Linked DNA regions of Homo sapiens: all the other regions are linked to region 1. The links are chromatin contacts, found by Hi-C in ENCODE. All regions are on one chromosome and are shown on one strand. Each heading gives the region's core, a stretch centred on a gene start or an enhancer-like site at or near the end of the contact. The rest is flanking DNA. Distances are from core to core; before and after follow the strand shown. Region 1 has its middle 17 kb from the start of ENTPD6. Region 2 holds the start of WAKMAR1 (wound and keratinocyte migration associated lncRNA 1). Region 3 has its middle 41 kb from the start of CST5. Region 4 has its middle 34 kb from the start of LINC01721.

Region 1 (2,911 bases), core at 226-2,725:
GCGTGGGATCCAGAAGGCAGTCCTGGGGCAGAAAGGATGGGGGAAAAGGAAAGAAATTTTTGGTTCTGTTTTGTTTTTGCTCTGAAAGACAGGACTGGTACAGTCAGTGAAACTTTGGATGCATCGATTGGATGGCTGTGTTGTGTCAGTGCTAAATTTCTGGTTTTGATGAGGGGACTGTGGCTGTGTAGGGGAGTGTAGGAGCCTAGGAAGAAGACGGACTCTCCAGAGGGAGAGGGCCAGGCCCAGTTAATAACTGTAGTTATTAAACTCTGGAGCAATTGCTGTCTGCCCCACACAGTCTATGATTATAGATAGTCTTGTTGCTTAACTGCTCAGCAGACAGATGCTTGATTCCTGGGGCCATTGCATATTTGTAACACCTAGGAGGTCTAAAATATTGGCAGGCAAGTTTGTTTATCCAACACTGAATGAGATCTGGATTTGCCAGTCACTGTGCCAAGCACAGGGAAGCAAAGGGACCTGAGGCCCAGACCCAGGCCTTTGTAGAATGTGCCCATTCCAGCAGGAGTGGCTGGAGGGCTCCCCACAGATAAGGACAGGATGGGGTGCTCTGTGCCAACTGGTGAAATGAGAACAACCGCAGGAATGCAGAGGAGGAAAAGGAATGTGTGTGGAAAAAAGACAAATGACACGGAGAAGTAGTAAGAGCAGAAAGACCCTGTTTAACGTGACCTTCAATGCATTTTCTTTGAGATGAGTGTGGGCTTGCCTGAAAAGGTGAGAAGACAAGATATGTTCAAGGCATTCAGCCATGATGGCACCATTACACTCCAACCTGGGCAACAGAGCAAGACCCGATCTCTGAGGGAAAAGAAAAAAAAAGAAAAAAGAAAAAAAAAAAATATATATATATATAATAATGACTTTTCTGTATTTAATTCATAAGTGAGAGGCTTCCAAACTTACCTTAAAAATGCACTATGTCAAGGCACAGTCTCTCACTTTTGACAGAACTTGTGAGGAAAATGCGAGCTGCAAAATGTTTTCCTGTCTGAGCCTCCTCTTCACGATGGGAATGCAGTGCTCAGGGAAACACATCCCAGCTCCATGAGAGAAGGGAGGGAGTAGACTAGTATGCTCTGAGCTCCCTTTCTGCTCCAAAACTCTAAGATTCCATGAGTTAGGGTGTCAGTGACCCTCCCCCAGTGGCCCTCAGACCCTAGCTTTCCAGCACCAACTCCAGTCAGCTCCAACTGCCTGTATCTCATCTCTGGGCCCGAAGGCTCTTTCAAGAACTTGAGTGTGCAGCAGGTCAGATATGCAGAGGGAATAGCACTCAACAATAACTGACAGGACCCAGTGTATAAACACTCCAGCACCCTCCTGCCTCAGGCTCAAAGCATTATGACTTATGACTCAAGGCATTGAGTCATCATTTGTAATAGAAAAACTTGGAAATATATGGCAAGATATGTAATAGCCACACAACACCTCTCTCTTCCTTTGGAGTGCAGTGGTGCAATCACAGCTCATTGCAGCTTCTCCAGCCTCAGCCTCTCCAGTAGCTAGAGGTCTTGCTATGTTGCCCAGCCGGTCTTGAAATCCTAGGCTCATGTGAACCTCCTCCTTGACCTCCCAAACTTCTGGGATTACAGGCGTGAGCCATGGTGCCAGGCCAAAAAAAAAATGTGTAGACAGCCCCAGCCTCCTCCTTGTGATACTATACTGCCGCCTAATGTCCTCTCAACAAATGACACCAAATACATTCTCCACGTGGATTCAGAAATTGTATAAACAAGGTTGAAGTTGAAACATTTTATTGTGATAGGAAAACATTTTGGAAACCAGTCTGCACATATGCACGTATGCTTGTGCATTTATGAAGTATATCTGGAGAACACAAATAAGCTGTTAACAGCAGATGCCTCCAGGAAAGGGAACTGGCAGGCTGAGAAATCTACCAAAATCATGGTGATGACGATGGTGATGACGTTATTTTGTATCTTTTAAATTTTGAGGCATACAATGTCCTGCTAATTGAAAAAAATTTTTAACTTAAAAAAACATTTATTAAATGTTGACGCTATGATGACTAAGGGGCCATCTTTTCTTCATTCATTGATTAGTGTTCTTAACAAATACTTACTGAATGCTTCCTGTGAGGGGGGCACTGTTTGGAGGAAAAACAGTGAGGAAGACACGCTCCCACCCTCCTGGAGCAGAGATGCTCAGAGGACTGCCCGGGACACCGCATGGTGAAGGTGGCCGAGCCCACGGCCTGGGTCTTAGGCTGGCCGGCCACGTGGAGCGGCACCCACCCAGCCCTGCTGCCGTGAGTCAGTGCCGTGGGGAGCAATCGCATGCATGGGCTTCAGACCTGCATTGGGCCTCTTTATTTGGGCACTTCAGCCTTATCCTAATTAATATGACACTTCACAAGCAGCATATAAGGGACATTTTATTCACCCAGCAGGTGCAGCACACACATTCTTCTCCAGTACCATGGAAAACTTGCAAAAAGTTACAAAGAGGGATACAAAGCTCATGTCAACAACCTCCACAGAGTGGATATCAGAGATGACACTCCCTGGCCCACAGCTCAATCAAGTGAGAATTCACTGATTAAAAGGTAAATTTAGAAATTAATTCAAAAATTTAAAAATGTTTCTTTTTTAATCTTTTTTTAAAGTTTATTAGCAATCTAAAAAAATACTGGTTATTTTTTTGACTTAAAGAAACCACTAACTTGCTAATCTCTAGGACATACAAGTTCCATTTATGGTCATGAACTTCATAGTAGGCCAAATGTAGGATTTAAAATCCAAGAAACAAAAAAAAAATTATAGAATTTTAACCTCACAATTATTTGAATGTCATTTTGGAAAAGTGCTACCTGAGACGCAGACACTGAGGACATACCTGTATGTACATGTTGGTCCTGACCTCC
Region 2 (3,139 bases), core at 553-3,052, 1.1 Mb before region 1:
ACTGCGTGAGTATTTAAGCCTTTCCCACAAAGGTTTTGCTTAGTTTCCCAGGCAAGTTTTTTAAGACTCATAAGGGCTCTTCCATGTGTACATTTGCCATGTGCCAGGTATTATTCTCATTGGCCTATGTGCATTAACTGATTTAATTGTCACTGGGACTCCACTTGCAGGTAGTGTTATTCTAATCCACAGATGAGTTAGCTGAGGCATGGGGGAGCTAAGCATCTTGCTCGTGGTCACACAAATGGCAGAGACAGGATCTGAACTCAAGCAGTCTGTGCACAGATTCCCCAACCCCAAAATGCCCTGGACACACAGATGATTTCCTAGGAAAAGACAATTTCCGACTTACAGAAACCTTTCCAGACCAGCTCTCCTTGTATTGAGGCTGACCTCTAACCCTGATGCCAAAAGCAGATAAAGAAAGGGAAGGAAAATTAGACCAATCTCTATCAGGAACAGAGATATAAATACATTTTCTACAAAATGTCTTTAAACAAAATACAGGCATGCACTGCAAAATGATGTTTCAGTCAATGAGCAAACCATGTGTATGATGGTGGTCCCATAAGAATATAATACAATATTTTTAGTGTACCTTTTCTATGTCTAGATATGTTTAGATACACAAGCACTTATCATTGTGTTACAATTGCCTACAGTATTCAGTACAGGGACACGCTGTACAGGTTTCTAGCCTTGGAGCAATAGGCCATACTATATAGCCTAGGTGTGCAGTAGGCTATGCCGCCAACATTTGTGCAAATGGACTCTATGGTGTTCACACAATGACAAAGTCGCCTAATGACACACTTCTCAGAATGTGTCTCTGTCATTAAGTGACATATGACTGTACTGCATTATATAAAAAAGATAGCACTCAACTAAATTGAGATTATTGAAGAAAGCAATTTTGTCAAACATTGGAAAATTATAACTTAAAAATAATATAGTTTGCCACTTTCGTAATGAAAGGGAAATGACCATATAGTTAGCTCAATGAAATCAGAAAAATCACTTGATAAATTTGATAAAAAATTCAAGGCAAAAACTCTTTTCAAATGAGAAATCACTGAAAAATTCTTAATCTCATGAGAGATACATACCAGAAAGGTATGAAAAAAAAAATTCCACTGAAGTGTGAAATGTCAGAAGCATCACCTGTTAAAATAGGAAAAAGATAAGGAAGGATCCCTACCACCCACCGTTTCCATTCTGTGCAGCACCTTCTAGCCAGAGTGACAAGACAAGCTCAGGCCCCAGGGACTAAAATAACAAAACTGCTATTATCTGCAAATGCGATTGTCTATATAGGAAATTCAAAGATTCTACAGACAAATTATAAGAAATAATAATTGAACCTAGCATTGTTTAATATAAAGATTATATATTAACATCTGTGGTATTCTGTACTCAAACAACTATTAGAAAATATAATTAAAATATTTCACTTATGGTGGCCAACAAATATAAACAGCCTATAATTTTTAATGTAAGACCGTAACATGAAAATGTATGACATTTTATTGAAAGTCATTATACAAGTCTTAAAAAAATGGAGAGACATACCATATTTGTAGCCAGAAATTCTTCATATTCTGGAGCTGTCAAATCTCTCCAAATTGATCATCCAGTATAATACAATTCCAACAAAACTTCACCAGGTTTTTCATGAGATTTGACAGGTTGATTTTAACCTGTGTGTAAGAGAGACATGGGTGAACTAGTTTCTTCCTATGCCTCCTCAGCAACTGACAGACTCCAGGCAGCTGGTATCTGTTCGCAGGTGTCCTGGCAGAAATCAGTCTCACTTCTCTGCCCCTGACCTGCAAAAGCTTGGCCCTGTGGTATGTCCCAGAGGTGTGCCTGGAACCTGATCTCCACCCATGCCTCCCAGTGGCACACAGGGCACATGGCAGATGTCCACTAACATCCCTGCAACTCCTCCGGGCACTGTTCCCTCCCCAGGGCTGGTGCCGTGTTGGCGGGGAAGCTGGTTTCACCTAGTTGAGGAGGAGCCTGGCCTCCTCTGTGCTCTGCTGAATCTGCCACGGTGCTCCAGGGCCAGATTCTCTCAGACTTGAGGGGCCCAGGGGGTCCTTCTCTCACTTTGCTAAGTCTCTGTGGGGAACAAAAGTGATGAGTTTTCCCTCAACTGGGCACCCTGCGCAGGTGACTGAGCTCTCCCTGCATAGGTGCCCTCAGTCACAAAGCGGCAGGGACCCAGCTGCCCCTTGCAGTGTCCTGGGGATTAAGTCGAATCTCTCAGGCTTTAGCAGGTAGAAATCAATGGTGGTTCTGGCCTCCACTACAGAGGAAAGCCGGGGGGATTCTAGATGAATTCAGACCATTATCTGACCCATTTCACCCCTTCCCTTCCCCACACAGGACTCTCTTCACCAGCAGGTGGTGTCCATCCCATGCTCACAGGGGAACCACCTGTGGGGTTCACCTTTCAGAAAGATGCCGTGGGCAAAAGCAGGCAGCCTCTGGGCCAACACTGCCCTGCCCCACACCAACTCCTCCCCTGGAAAATTTCTTCGCCTAACCCTCGAAATTGCCCTGGGGCCTCTCGGCAACCCTGTGCATGGGTCACCAGCTTCACTGGACAGATGAGGAAACTGAGGCCCAAAGAGGTGATGGGACAGTGCAGAGTGAGATCACCTCCCTGCCCTACAGAGAAGGCATGTAGCTCTGTCTCTAGGAGTCCAGACTGGGGGAGTTAGGGCAGGGAGCCCCGTGGGGAGATCAAGCCCGGAGCATGTCCAGGGGTTGTGATGCCAGAGAGCAAGTGGTGAGCCTGCACACGCTCTCCAGGGAGCATCGCTGTTCCCCTGGCTGTCTGCTCTCTCAGGGCATTCACAGAATCTATTTCCTCCACCTCCCCATGCCCAAGCGGTAAACTGCCTGTTTCCTGGTCCAGTCACCTTTGCGGGGTTGTTCTGTGCGTGCCTGAAATCTCTCCCCAGACACTTGGCTCCGTGACTGCCTCTCACTTCCTAATCAAACTAACAGGTTTCACATCCATGTGGTCAGAGAATGAGGAGGCAGAAGTAATCAACAGCAAATTGGCCAGACAGACTCAGCCGAGATGTCTCCGGGCAGCCTAATTCAAATCGTGGGTGAAGATGGACAGAGT
Region 3 (2,744 bases), core at 26-2,525, 1.3 Mb before region 1:
GGACAGATCCAGGTGAGACACTGGGTTCTCACCCTCCCCCGCTGAGTCCCAGAGCACTGAGCCCGACTGCACAGTGACTGTTCCATCACCCCTCTCAAGGCTCCAAGTCACCAGGTGGCATTGGGCCCCCACCCCAGCCTGCAGGATTCCTGCCCCAGCACAACCCGAGCTTGTGCATGGCCTCGGGAGCCCCAAGGGTGCAGGGCAGGGGGAGGTGGCTCACTGCCCCCAGCTCCTTCCACCTCCAGCACTCAGGCCAGCACTAAGAGGGACCAGAGGGAAGAACCCAGGGAACTGGAAACTGTAACTCAAAAGGGTAGTGAGGAGATGACAAGGAGAGTGTGGCTCTCCCCTGAACAGAGACCTCACAAGAAATCCTGGGTTCTTAGAGAAGCTGGTGTTGGGTGAGCTGGGGCAGGTCCAGGGCTTCACTGCTAACAGGCATTTAATTCCCTCTAATCTGCTCAGAGAGGCTGTGGCTGTGGGCAGGTGCATGAGGCTGGGATTAGACAGAGCCTCTTCTCTCTGACCAGAACCCAGCCCTCCTCCAGTCCAGCAGGCAATACCCCAAAGCACACAGGGTGGAGCTCCCAGTACCCCCATTCCCAAGCTAAAGCCCTCTTAGCAAATCAAATTAATCACCCGTCTCCACACCACCTCATCTGCACACACATAGGCGTCTCCATAAGCTCACCCCAACCCTCACCCACACAGATCTATGCATGAACCCACATGCATACTCCCTCAAACATCCATCTACCCACATACACACACACTCTCATGTACCTCCCACATGTGGGCACACACATGCTCCATTCCACATACACCCATATATGCATACCACCCCCACATACATGTATGTACACATATAACTCCACATTCACACACACATGCATGCCCCTCACAACAGGCACCTGCACGTGTGTGCACAAACCCACATGCATCTCCACAGGCACATGCGCACACCCATGCATGCATGGCTTTCATGCATCTGCACTCATGCTCCATTCCCTTCAAAACATGTGCAGGAGCAGACACACACACACACACACACACACACACACACACACCACTCACACCCCTCTGCACTGCCTGACATCCCTGACCCACATCAGTCACATACCTCCTTCAACTGTGGCTGGTCACTGAAGAGACAGTTGTCCAAGTCTGGCTGAGACTTAGTGCATGTGGTTAGGTCTATCTTCATATCAAAGAAGTAGCTCACCCAGCCCACATCTACAAGCACGAAAGAGCAGGGTGCATGGGAAGCACACTGTCAGTTCCGTGCACACACAGGCATTTCACTGTGATTGAGTCACTGGGTTTGCCTGGGGCTTCATGCCTGCCTTTCTGAACCGCCCACACTGTCACCCACAAGGCATACACACTGGCTGGCAGTGGCCCCGGGCGCCAGGCCTCCCTGATAACTTGTTTTCTCTAAGTAACTGAAACAAGGTGTCTCATGCAGCCCAGTAGGAGGAGAAGCAAGGGCAGGGCAGATGGAAGCCAAGGCCTAAAACCCCCTTCATTGGATTCAGGAATAGAAGGCACAGCTCTGGGGAGCCAGCCAGGGTGGGGCAAAGAAACAGTCCTGGCACCAGGTTTGCAGGGCGGGTTTAAGCAGCAAGTGAATGCTCTTTCCCACAGCAAAGGATTAACTGATTTCTGCTACTTGTGGCTCAGAGGCCAGGGACACTTGACCTGTCCTAGGAAGGCTGTCACCTGATGATGAAATTTCTGCTAACTTCCAGCTCCTGGCATCCAGCCCATAGAGCATCTCATTCCCTCTATTAACCTAGATTTATTTATGCTTCATATACAGCAGGAAATGAGAGGCTTCACATGCACAGATGTTTTAGGCCAATAACATATTGTCTCTGTAGGATCTCCATTCTAAGTGTGTTGTTGGAAGCAATATTTCTAAAGTGAGCAGCACACCTGCATGTCTTATATTTGTGATTGCAGAGTGGAATTGAGCCCTTTTCCCTGCACAAGGCCTCCTCCAGACATGAATGGTGAGAACTGTGAAGCAGTGTGAGACAAGGAGCCCCGGGGACCACGTGCAAGTCCTGAGATCTCTCTGGTGTCAGTTTGCTCACTGTAAAACATGCTTCAGGGCCCAGTGATCCTTATCATCCCATGTGAGTGTCACACTTGAGAGAGGGGTACAGGCCAGCAGGGATCCTGGCAGCAGGGAGTGCCCCTCCTGTGCAGGGAGAGGGCCCCAGCTGACAGCTGCAGGAGGAGAAACGGGGCTGGTCTGGACTCCTCTGAATTTCCAAGGGAAGGTGGAGGAGAGCCAAAGGCTGTGTCACTGTTTGTTGCTGTGCCATGGGATGCAGGTCAAAATGGAACCAGTAGCCCTGCTGAAGCTCCCTCCCGACCTGACCCCCTCCTCCACTATGCTGGGTGACTGCTGTCCTCATCTGGTTGAGGTCTGATGCTATGTCAGCTGGCAAAAGCAGGGTCAGGCGTGCTCCACCCCAGAAGGAACTCAGCTGCCCTGGGCTGTCGGGGGTGGTCAGCCAGCCTGAGGGTGAAGGCCACTCGCCCTAGGGGGTTGTGCCCAGGGGTGTGACTTTGGGAGGGAAGCAGGGCTCTGCAGGACAAGGAGCTAGGCTCCGGTGTGGCCCCTGCAGAGAGGACTCAGGGAGGAGGATGAGCCTTATGGCCTGGATCTCATCCTGAGCAGCACCAAGCCCACCCAGAGCCAGCATAGTCTCCATCCACACCTGCTGGACCCT
Region 4 (3,129 bases), core at 286-2,785, 1.0 Mb before region 1:
TGATTGCACACCACGTAGACTACAATGTAATGTAAACATATCTTTTATATGCACTGAGAAACAAAAATAAATCCTGTGGGATTCTCTTTATTGTGGTGGCCTGGAACCCACTCAGCAGTACTGCTGAGGTGCGCCTGCCCGCGGCTGGGGCTCTGGTGCCCCCTGCTGCTGGAATTCATCAGGGTCGTTTCCTTGTTGAATGAAGGGTTAGGATTTCAATATTAGATTCCAGGACACTGAAGGCTTCAGGAAAAGCAAAATAAATGCACTCCTGATAAGTTGCTCCCCACTGAGGGTTGGCTGGGATTATGATTGTCTTACTTTTTTGTGTTTTTCAGCATTTCACAAATAAAGACAAGACAGGATAAAGATAGAAAGTAATTTCCAATATTGCATTTGTATATGTGCTAGTTTTTCTCCCATGTTGAAAGGACTTTGCACAAAGTTGCCCTCCGAGACCAGCTCATGCTTCTAGAACCAACCCTGCCTGGACACCCAGCGAGCACTGCCTGGTTTGGATTTGAGCGCTCACAATTTCCTCTGCCCCAGTTGGGAGATTATAGGCTGTGCAGTTCATAGGAAAGTTTTGATTTCTGATACTTTAATTTTCCTTGAGTTTCAGGAAAACAAATGTGATATGAATGAGTGTTAACATATACCCTTATCGGCACAGTCAGAGAGGTGAAACTCTTGCACGAAGCTTGCCCCATGTGTCAATATTCCATGACTTCAGCTGAATAACTGTGTCTAAAAAACACACAATCAGCCACCATGTCAGCAGAAAACAAAATGCTAATTTTTAGGCTTCCTCACCTCATCTCCTGCTTGCTAGAGATGGAGGAATTAGGGGTGGGGCAGGAAAACAAAGGAGCAACATGTTATAAACTTGGCCTTTTTTCTCTAAGCACAGTCTAGGCCCAAAGCAGACCCAGGGCACAGTTCCTTCCAGGAAGCGTCATCGATGAGAAACTGGACTGTTACTTTCCACCCTGTGACTTTTCACAGGGTGGAGAAGTGAGGACGTTTCAGAATAAGGGAGCTTATTTTGCCTGGAAAAGAAAAGCTTGAGAGGAGATCATTTTTCATTTTGACATTTCCCGGGGATATAGTACTGGCCTGGTATTGTTTCATTTCAGAGCTTGTCTAGAATGGAAAACAAACAAAAGAAATGAACCAAAAAAAAAAAAAATGAAAAGAAGGAAACCAAATAAACTCAGGCCCCAGAGAGAAGATCTGAACCAGGCCTGCAGCATGGTCAGTCTCTGGCCTCCCACACTCACTTCCGTGAGGCTGCCTGCAGGTCCAGCCAATTGGCTTGGGTGCCAAGAACACCCAAAAGAATACTCCAAGGCAGTGTTCTCAAGTTGATCCATCAGGGTAAACAAAGTAATAAAACATGCTTTTATTTTTATCTCAACCTTTTAAATATTTTATTGTAATGCATATTTCACAAGGTATTGAGTACAAGGTATGCAGGGTACAGGAGTTTGTGGCCATCATTTATAAAGCACTAAGTAGACACATGGAGTGTGTTTCATCATAGCAGGATGTGATCAAACAGATTTGAGTCCTTGGTTTGGATGATCACCTATGACAAAGATTCTCTGCTTGACCAAACTTTAGTCAGTTTTCTGAACCTTCTCCTAGGGCTTCTGAACCTTCTCCTACACTTCCTTGTGACATCTGTTTTAGCAATCCCTGCTTTGTCAATTTAGCGAGAACTCCCCGCCCCTGATATCTGATCCCCCTCGGTGATATCTGATCAGGCTCACCATGCTCCACCATCCCCCATGATGACCTATCACCCCGACCTACCTTCAGCAGGAATCCTGTGAGGTGGCTTAGCCAGAATCCCTGTACCCCTAAAGTAGCCTCTTAGTAATTGCCCATCCACTGACCCCTCCCCCTGGTCCTTGGCTATAAATTTCCACTTGCCTATGCTGTTTTCAGAGTTGAGCCCAGTCTCTCTCCCTCGCTGCAAGATCCTTTGCTATTATCCCTGTGCCTGCCATGGCAGTCCCAAACAAAGTCTTCCTTACTGTGCTTTAACTAATGCCATTGGATATTTTTTTCTTTAACACCTGGAAAGTTGTGTGTGGTTTCCAGGGTTTCTCCAGTAGCCTAGAGCCATTTGGAATCACGAGAGTATAAGGTTGCCTCTACTAGGCCTGGCAACAGAGCCTCAAATATAAAAAAAGATAAAGGGATTAGAAAGCCCCAGGAAGCAGGATTACTGCAGGGCATAGGGCCTGGCCTGCGGTGGGCAGGAAGAACCATGGTAATCAACACATTGGTTGAGCAAATATGATTCTCCACCACTAATCCTTCATGCCATCATCTTACAAACAAACAAAAAAACAGGGAATATCAGTAGGATAGCTCTTGGCCATTCGTGATTGGACAGAGCAGCAATGCAAAGTCAAGTCAGTCTGCCTTTGCAACCTTCCCAAGTGCTTTCGGTACCCACTGCCTCATCACTGTCTCCTCCTGGCCCCTGGTGCCTCAGCGCCTGGCCTCCCAGGAATGTGCTTCATATAGCTGGCTTTTGACCCAAGGCCTGGGGTCCTCAAGGAGCCATTCTCCTGGGAGGCAGAGGCTGGGAGAGAAGATCTCTGAGGCCACAGTGTGGCCCTCCATGAAAAGGTTGGCTGCTCTTCTCAGCCTGAAGCCTCTAACCTTTTCCATCACAAGCTCACTCAGCAGTAGCCCTGGCAGGAGGCTGCACCTGGCATTTGAGAGTGAAAGGGAAATAAATGCAACCATGTGCAAGCACAAACACACCAGAAGGAAGCAAGCCTCCCAGGGTGGAAGGAGCCTTTTTGCTGTGAGACAGTAGGGATGGAAGGCTATTTCAGTCTATTTTCTTAACCTGCTGCCATGGACTCACTCCTCTGAAGTCTCCAGCCCACTCCTACATGGATAGGTCACCATGCAGGAATGGCCCTGTCTAGCACCCATCAATCATCAAGACCCCCTCCAATGGCTCATCCCCAGACCTCTCCAGGCGCTTACACCAGCCTCCACGCCCAGAGCACATGGGCCACCCTCCGTTCTTCCACACATGGCTGTTGCGGTGTGTTTCTCACTAGCTGTGTGTATTACAATGGCAGGAGCTTAGTCTTGTTCATC

Evidence for each region. Hi-C counts contacts between places; a loop is a spot of excess contacts on that map. Pooled maps may share reads with other maps.
Region 2: a loop to region 1 is called in a map of endothelial cell of umbilical vein, with 5 times the contacts of the local background. The contact joins the promoter of WAKMAR1 here to the enhancer-like site in region 1. A Hi-C loop is called at or near these places in 2 of 168 maps with a recorded cell type or tissue (endothelial cell of umbilical vein and naive thymus-derived CD4-positive, alpha-beta T cell) and 10 of 50 pooled maps.
Region 3: a loop to region 1 is called in a map of PC-9, with 5 times the contacts of the local background. The contact joins two enhancer-like sites. A Hi-C loop is called at or near these places in 5 of 168 maps with a recorded cell type or tissue (CD4-positive, alpha-beta T cell, CD8-positive, alpha-beta T cell, PC-9 and 1 more) and 9 of 50 pooled maps.
Region 4: a loop to region 1 is called in a pooled map of heart right ventricle, with 4 times the contacts of the local background. The contact joins two enhancer-like sites. A Hi-C loop is called at or near these places in 1 of 168 maps with a recorded cell type or tissue (naive thymus-derived CD4-positive, alpha-beta T cell) and 12 of 50 pooled maps.

The regions. Positions count from the first base shown.
Region 1 is chr20:25,177,661-25,180,571 of GRCh38, forward strand. No RefSeq gene overlaps it. Among named protein-coding and RNA genes, the nearest start is that of ENTPD6, 17 kb to the right of the region's middle. Within about 2 kb of position 1,476, at least 15 of the 41 ENCODE cell types and tissues checked have a DNase peak (open chromatin) inside an H3K27ac peak, as active enhancers do.
Region 2 is chr20:24,110,156-24,113,294 of GRCh38, forward strand. It overlaps WAKMAR1 (wound and keratinocyte migration associated lncRNA 1), which reads right to left and starts at 1,803. Exons shown (of 4, transcript XR_001754557.2): 1 at 1,570-1,803. RefSeq lists an enhancer at 2,652-3,139.
Region 3 is chr20:23,918,941-23,921,684 of GRCh38, forward strand. It overlaps the pseudogene CSTP1. Among named protein-coding and RNA genes, the nearest start is that of CST5, 41 kb to the left of the region's middle. Within about 2 kb of position 1,276, at least 5 of the 41 ENCODE cell types and tissues checked have a DNase peak (open chromatin) inside an H3K27ac peak, as active enhancers do.
Region 4 is chr20:24,164,401-24,167,529 of GRCh38, forward strand. No RefSeq gene overlaps it. Among named protein-coding and RNA genes, the nearest start is that of LINC01721, 34 kb to the right of the region's middle. RefSeq lists an enhancer at 33-327. Within about 2 kb of position 1,536, at least 2 of the 41 ENCODE cell types and tissues checked have a DNase peak (open chromatin) inside an H3K27ac peak, as active enhancers do.